Linked DNA regions of Homo sapiens: region 1 is linked to region 2. The links are chromatin contacts, found by Hi-C in ENCODE. All regions are on one chromosome and are shown on one strand. The core of a region is the stretch at or near the end of the contact, and the rest is flanking DNA. Distances in the headings are between cores, read along the strand shown. Region 1 overlaps WDFY1 (WD repeat and FYVE domain containing 1). Region 2 holds the start of SCG2 (secretogranin II).

Evidence for each region. A loop is a pair of places that touch in the nucleus more often than their neighbours do. Pooled maps may share reads with other maps.
Region 1: a loop to region 2 is called in a pooled map of posterior vena cava, with 3 times the contacts of the local background. The contact joins the enhancer-like site here to the promoter of SCG2 in region 2. A Hi-C loop is called at or near these places in 2 of 50 pooled maps.

What each region holds. Positions count from the first base shown.
Region 1 is chr2:223,928,931-223,932,306 of GRCh38, forward strand. All of the region lies in intron 1 of WDFY1 (WD repeat and FYVE domain containing 1), which reads right to left. Among named protein-coding and RNA genes, the nearest start is that of WDFY1, 15 kb to the right of the region's middle. Within about 2 kb of position 1,826, at least 18 of the 41 ENCODE cell types and tissues checked have a DNase peak (open chromatin) inside an H3K27ac peak, as active enhancers do.
Region 2 is chr2:223,601,070-223,604,612 of GRCh38, forward strand. SCG2 (secretogranin II) reads right to left here and starts at 1,292. Exons shown (of 2, transcript NM_003469.5): 1 at 1,216-1,292.

The sequences.
Region 1 (3,376 bases), core at 576-3,075, 330 kb after region 2:
GGAGACATGGACCTGGACACCAGACTAGAGGTGCCTGGGTAGCCAGGGGCCTTGATAGCATCGTTCCCAAAGGAGCAGTGAGCAGAAGGCAGAGCCAGCAGAGCTGGCCAAGACATCAGATGCAGAAGGACAGTGAAGGAGAAGATGCTCCCAAAAGGCACCTAGCTCTTGGGCCTGAAAGTTATAAGGCAATAAACTGTGCCTCTCCATCAGCATGTGTCCCTGTCTAACTTCTTTTTTTTTTTCTTTCTGTTTTTTGTTTTTTTTTTTTTTTGAGACAGAGTTTTGCTCTTTATGCCCAGGCTGGAGTGTGATGGTGAGATCTCTTCTCACTGCAACCTCCGCCTCCCGGGTTCAAGCGATTCTCCTGCCTCAGCCCCGCTAGTAGCTGGGATTACAGGCACCCACCACCATGCCCAGCTAATTTTTGTATTTTTAGTAGAGATGGGGTTTCACCATGTTGGTCAGGCTGGTCTTGAACTCCTGACCTCAGGTGATCTGCCCACCTCGATCTCCCAAAGTGCTGGGATTACAGGCATGAGCCACCGTGCCCAGCCTCCTGCTTAACTTCCTGCAAGCTCACAACACTGAACTGTTGTGGCACACACAAGAATGTTCCTGCATTCTAGACACACATCAAGATTCGTGAAAAGCAACTCTGTGATTTCCCACCTCCCTGCACCTCCCTGAACTTCCCTCTACCACCTTCTCTAAAAAAAATTTAAAAAAATAAAGATTCATGAAAAGCTTGTGGTCTGTTGAGAACGAGGTGCCACATCCTGATGGCAGGGATGACAGGCGCTTCTGCCTTCATTTTACACTTAAGGAAGCAGAAGCAAGGAGAGATACGATCTGAAAATCACACAAACCAACAGCAGCACTGCATCAGACTGACTTCATTTAGTTGTTTGACCAACTTTCTCTCTTATCAAGATGGTGAAAGTTCATCTTTAAAACATTATCAAAGTAAACAATTCAAAGCAAAGCAGCCTTATGTGGTAAGTAAGTAAAACTTTTTTAAAGGCTTTTTAGAAATCCACACTTTATCCTCCAAAGCAGTAATTCCTAAACAATAAGGAAACAAGAAGCAGTAAATTACTTTTTCCCCCCAAATAAATCAGAGTATGGAAAAGTTCAGGTCTAACTTCAAAGCTCACTTGGTTCAAAGAAATACTGACCTCTGTGCTAAATACGAGTGGTGATTCCAACAAAGTCTCTCACTACCTCCAGCTCTAGATTTAGCCCAATCTAGCTACAGCGTGCGATATTGTATGTAAGTGCCTGTGGTGAAACAATTTAAAAAACAATGTGCTCAATTCTTTACTCCTCCCTGCATCCACGCTCCTTACAATCAGCCATTTTGCAGCTCTTTCCATCAAGAGATGGAATATATTTCTCTGAGCCTTGTTTTTGTTTTGAGACGGAGTCCGGTTCTGTCACCCAGGCTGGAGTGCAATGGCTTGATCTCGGCTCACTGCAACCTCCGCCTACCGGGTTCAGGCGATTCTCTTGCCTCAGCCTCCTGAGTAGCTGGGATTACAGGCATGCGCCACCACGCCAGGCTAAGTTTGTGTATTTTTAGTAGAGACGGGGTTTCACCATGTTGACCATACTGGTCTCGAATTCCTGACCTCACGTGATCCGCCCTCCTTGGCCTCCCAGGCATGAACTGCCGTGCCTTGCCTATTTCTCTGAGCCTTGAATATGGGTTGGCTAGTGACGCTATGTTTAAAAAAATGTGGCTGAATGGGGTGCTAGTACTGGGTCCTGAGGCCTGGTTTGCTCTCACTCTGTGTCTTGGAAGACTGCCACGTCACATGAACCACAGGGGCCAGCCTACCAGAGGACAAATGACGACATGGGAGAGAGCTCAACTGTCCTAGCTGAAGCCATCCTCGGCCCGCCTGTAGCAAGCTCACTCCCAGGCATGAGAAAGAGTCCAGCTAAGCTCAGCAGAGCTGGCCCACGGCTGGCCACAAGCATGAGTGAGCCTGGCTGAGGCCAGAAGCACTGCCTAGGTGACCTGTAGGCTCATGAACAATGACAAATCCCTGCTGTTTTAAGCCACTGAGTTTTGAGGTAGTTTGTTATGTAGCACGAGCTAACTGACACCATGCTTTCTGTTCCAAATAAATAATATACCTTTAAGAACCATAGGAATCTGAGGTTAAAATTAAAAATAAAAAGCATTTGGCATTTATTGAATGCCAAGGATTTTAAAGTAGATAGTACGAATAACTCCATTTCAACTCTTAATTGAAATACAGGATTCCCATTTTGCAAAAGTGCTAATTTGAATCCTTAAAAATGGAAGCAGTCACTGAAGTACAAAATAAAGTTATTACTCTTAAATATCATATAGTAATGTTTGTTATCCTGTCTACCAAGGATAAAACTTCTGTATGCTTTACCTTCCTATAGTAGATATATGAAAAGTGGAGTTATAACCACAGTTATGATTAAGAATAAAGTGTTTATTCCAGGGAGATTAATCTTTGATCTGCTGAAAGATATGCCTGATGATCATAATAAGTAGAAGGATTCCTTTTTATTTCTACTGTTAAACTCTATCAAAGAGCCAATTAAAAATAAGGTTAAAATACACTTAAGGGAATCACTAAGTCTTGAAAGCCTCATCTATTTAAGCCACAATACAGTAGGAGCAAAGATAGATTCAAGGTACAATTTTTTCCTCTGAAAAGCACTGGCTCACAAACCAGGAGGCATCTTGCAGGAGTCATTAATATTTTTCTTTCTTTTTTTTTTTTTTTTTTGAGACAGAGTCTTGCTCTGTTGCACAGGTTGGAGGCAGTGGCGTGATCTCAGCTCACTGCAGCCTCTGCCTCCCGGGTTCAAGCAATTCTCTTGCCTCAGCTTCCCAAGTAGCTGGGACTACAGGCATGCACTACCACACCCAGCTAATTTTTGTATTTTTAGTACAGACAGGGTTTCGCCATGTTGGCCAGGCTGGTCTTGAACTCCTGGCCTCAAGTGGTCCACCTACCTCGGCCTCCCAAAGTGCTGGGATTACAGGCGTGAGCCACTGCACCTGGCCTAATTGGTCTAATTTTTTTTTTTTCCCCATACCAGAAAGGGCACTGGAAATATTTTTAAACCTGTAATTCCATAAGGGTATACATTTGGGTTCAATACATATTTTCTAGTATGTATTACCAGTATGAGTACCTTTTTTTTTTTTTTTTTTTTTTTGAGACGAAGTCTCGCTCTGTCACCCAGGCTGGAGTGCAGTGGTGCAATCTCGGCTCACTGCAAGCTCCACCTCCTGGGTTCACGCCATTCTCCTGCCTCAGCCTCCCGAGCAGCTGGGACTACAGGTGCCTGCCACCACGCCTGGCTAATTTTTTGTATTTTTAGT
Region 2 (3,543 bases), core at 42-2,541:
TTATCTTGGAACTGCACTTTGCTGTAAAGTTGAAGCAGACTACTCATTGCAGTTGTTTAAACCACAGCCTAAGAAGTGCTACCCTTTGCTTAACTATTCAGCTTCAGTTTGAATGACATAGTTATTGCCTTTGAGTGAGACCCAAAGGATTCTTTTCCCAGGTAGCAGCTCTTTCAAGTAGTAAAGATGTTTCAACAGCTCTACTATTCTATATGGGGTTTGATTTAAAATTGAATTTTCTGAAATCCAAATAATTAGAACATTATTTTTCCCCTGATAGCTATCATTAAAATCTCTCAAGTTAAAATGTCTTTTCTGTTGAATTCAGGCTAGAGCATTGACACATGCAGGTGACTATATGTAATTTAAGCAATTCAACTAGTTGGGATACAGAAAAAATGAAATACTTGTCCCAGACAAAATCTTTAGCAACATATTGAACATCCTCTTTAAATCAAATTATAGCAATAACAATAACAATTTACAAAGTTATGAGTATTTTCATCATGTATTCAAAATGATCATTTCTCTGTAATTCATGGTCACAGCCAAATTACAACCCAAGATAATATTTTGCCCTGGAAAAAGGAAGAATCCAGTGTTCAGGAAAATCCTAAGTTAACATCTTAGAACTAAAATTAGGAGATAATAATGTAAGCTCTTTCAAATATACAAGTTCAGAAAAGAATTTTATGTGGTTAGTTAATTCAGAGCTCTTGTAAGATAAATATCAAAGAAAAAAAACCTAGTTCCAAAATGGGTTGCCTTTATGACTAACATGCTTGACAGCCTTTGTATCATTGGAAACCTACTGTTAAGAATATTAAACATATAAATTATACCCCTGGCTTCGTATCTGGCTCTTAGTGGCAGAAATAATAAATTTTGGAAAGAAACAAGATATTGGGCTTGGTTAACTTTACATTAATCTGTGTATTGACACTAAAATCCTTAACTTTTTCACTCTTTTTTATATGATTATCTAAGTAACATTCTGGTTAGTAAATATCCAACATCAAGTAGTATAAAGCATAGACCCGATCATGTATATACACATATGTAGTGTCCTTACATTGGCTGATGAGCAGCAGGTTGCTATTCAGTTATCCTATCGACATAAGCTTGCCAAACAGTCTTTTTCTTCTCAGCTAGGAATTAAAAGAAGAGCATGCAATTTGGAACTTTCCAATAAATCAAAGAGAAAAGCAGCCTTACCTCTTTTTGTTTATATGGCAGAGGAGCTCCACAGCATATTCCTCCCCGTTCTCCGGGCGAGCTTCTCGGGCCGTTTCAGCACACGGACAGCTCCTCTGCTTATAGGGAGCCGCTGCGCCTGACTCCGCACTGCCACACTGACGTCACCGGGTTCAGCCACAAACCCCAGCACAAGCGAGGTTTTTCAAAGAACCAAGAGAAAATAATCACTTTATATTTAAAAAAAAAAAAAAAGAAAGAAAGAAAAGAAAAGAAAAAAAAGTTGCATGCTTACGCCACCTGTCTTTTTGTGGCAAAAATTGCAGTTTTCCTTTTTCTTTTATCAAAATCTTTGAGACGGAATAAACTGCTCTGCACGATTTCTCTTACAAAGAAAGAAATGTGTGTCAGACAGACATGGCTAATTGCAAGACAATCTCATCTATGTTCTAGCAACTTGTTATAATAGTTTCTTGGTGTCACTGTTGTAATTGTTGTCGTCGTTGTAAGAAAGTTTTACAGACAAGGATTATTTTTTCATCTTTGCCCACAAAGAAATTACATTACCATTTCCTGTTATAACCAAGATGAATGGAGGACACATTATAAATATGAAAGGCCATATTTCTTATCATGACCACAGCCATCATTCTTTTAAAATCATATTTATTTGAATAAAACAGAGAGTTCTCTCTCTTTTATATGAGAGCCAACTTTAATAGCTTATATAGTTTTTTAAATGGGTATTTATCAGACTTCAAGCTTAGTAGCTAATAATTCTTTATATCTCTGTTACTGTCTTTCACAATATCTGATCTCAGAAAGGGAAGCTCAGAAGTTGAGTGCTGATGAAAATACTTTCATCTACTTAAAAAAAAAGTCTTTTCACTGTTTGGGAAAAATGTGACACATACGTAACTAGAATTCATTTGCAATCGAAAGGAAGTTGTACTATAAATATTTCCCTTCTCCTGTTGAATCAGATGAGTTGAATACCTTCCATGAATGTGAACAATCCAGGGAATAATACAGCAATTAACTTTCAACCTCTCAGATTTATAATTCATAATCATTCCTCTGCCTTACCAGATAACCTGATTATATATTTCAATAATTTATATGGATATAAATTTTAAACTTTATTTTATTAAAGATATGAGTTTCTAAAAACTGTATATGTTGACATATACTTTAAGAATGCAACAGAATCTTGCCATATAAGAGATCCCATGTGTTTCTGCTAAATGAACAATCAGCCACTGACTCAATAAATTGTAATACCTACTAGGTGCCAGATACATTGCTAAATGCACAATTGTTAACTAATACAAAAATAAGTGATTTTTTTGCCTTTGATGAGCCTTTCAGCTAATGGGGATGACATGCAAATAAACACATAATTTTCATATAAATTGGAAAGCATCAATAGAGAGGTTAGCTAGCAGTGTTTGGACCATTTGGATAGCCAATGGGTTCAACCTAGAAATTCAGGGGGAAACAATGTCCTGGAATAAAAGGCCTAAGCTGAGATTTCTCACTATCAGGTTTTCTTACAAGGATTTCTAACTATGTTAGTACTTTTGAATTCCTCGAAAAAATAGGAAATGGCTTAAAGTCTTACAGAAAAAATCTTGGAAAAATGTGCCTCGATTCTCCCTATTTGGTTTTCCTAAACGACTAGGAGATCATCATTTGTGGATTGATATGAATTCATATACACTCAGACTGGGGTTATATGTCCAATTCATCCAACAAATTTTGCCTCATAGTGGTTTTTTAGGGCATGATCAAATGCTGGGTTGAAGAGACCTAAATATGACCCATTTCTCAAGCATCATCTCAATGACACCAGCTCATTCACTGACATCCTTAGCTAAGATTGCCTTAAATCTTAACAAAGCCCTGGCTAGCTGCTCCAAGTTTGACCTAATTTTCTGTCCAGCAGTTCTGTGTGACCAGTTCAACTAACCAGTATCAACGCAGCTTTAGAAAACTCTGCAATTATTCTTAAAATGTTGAGTTTGTTCAGCATAGGTCTCAAAAGCCCTCCAGAAAGTCATCCTGACTAGGCTAATTCATTTATGTGGAACTAAACTTTTTGGCAAGAACCAGAAGCTACGGTTCTTCTAAAGCCCCAGAGTCAACATCTTGCCTGGAAATATCTTCAATCATCCAAAAGACATGCAAAACCTCATTCAAAATCTCCAAGTAGATGTGAGATGCCAGGAGGCTGTTGCTGGGATGGATTGGCTCCACTAGGCTCAAGATGTGGGTAGAACAATAAGCCATTGTGGGCTATTGAATTTCTGCCTATCTTATGAGACTATGATAAATACCTCTCACTTACTG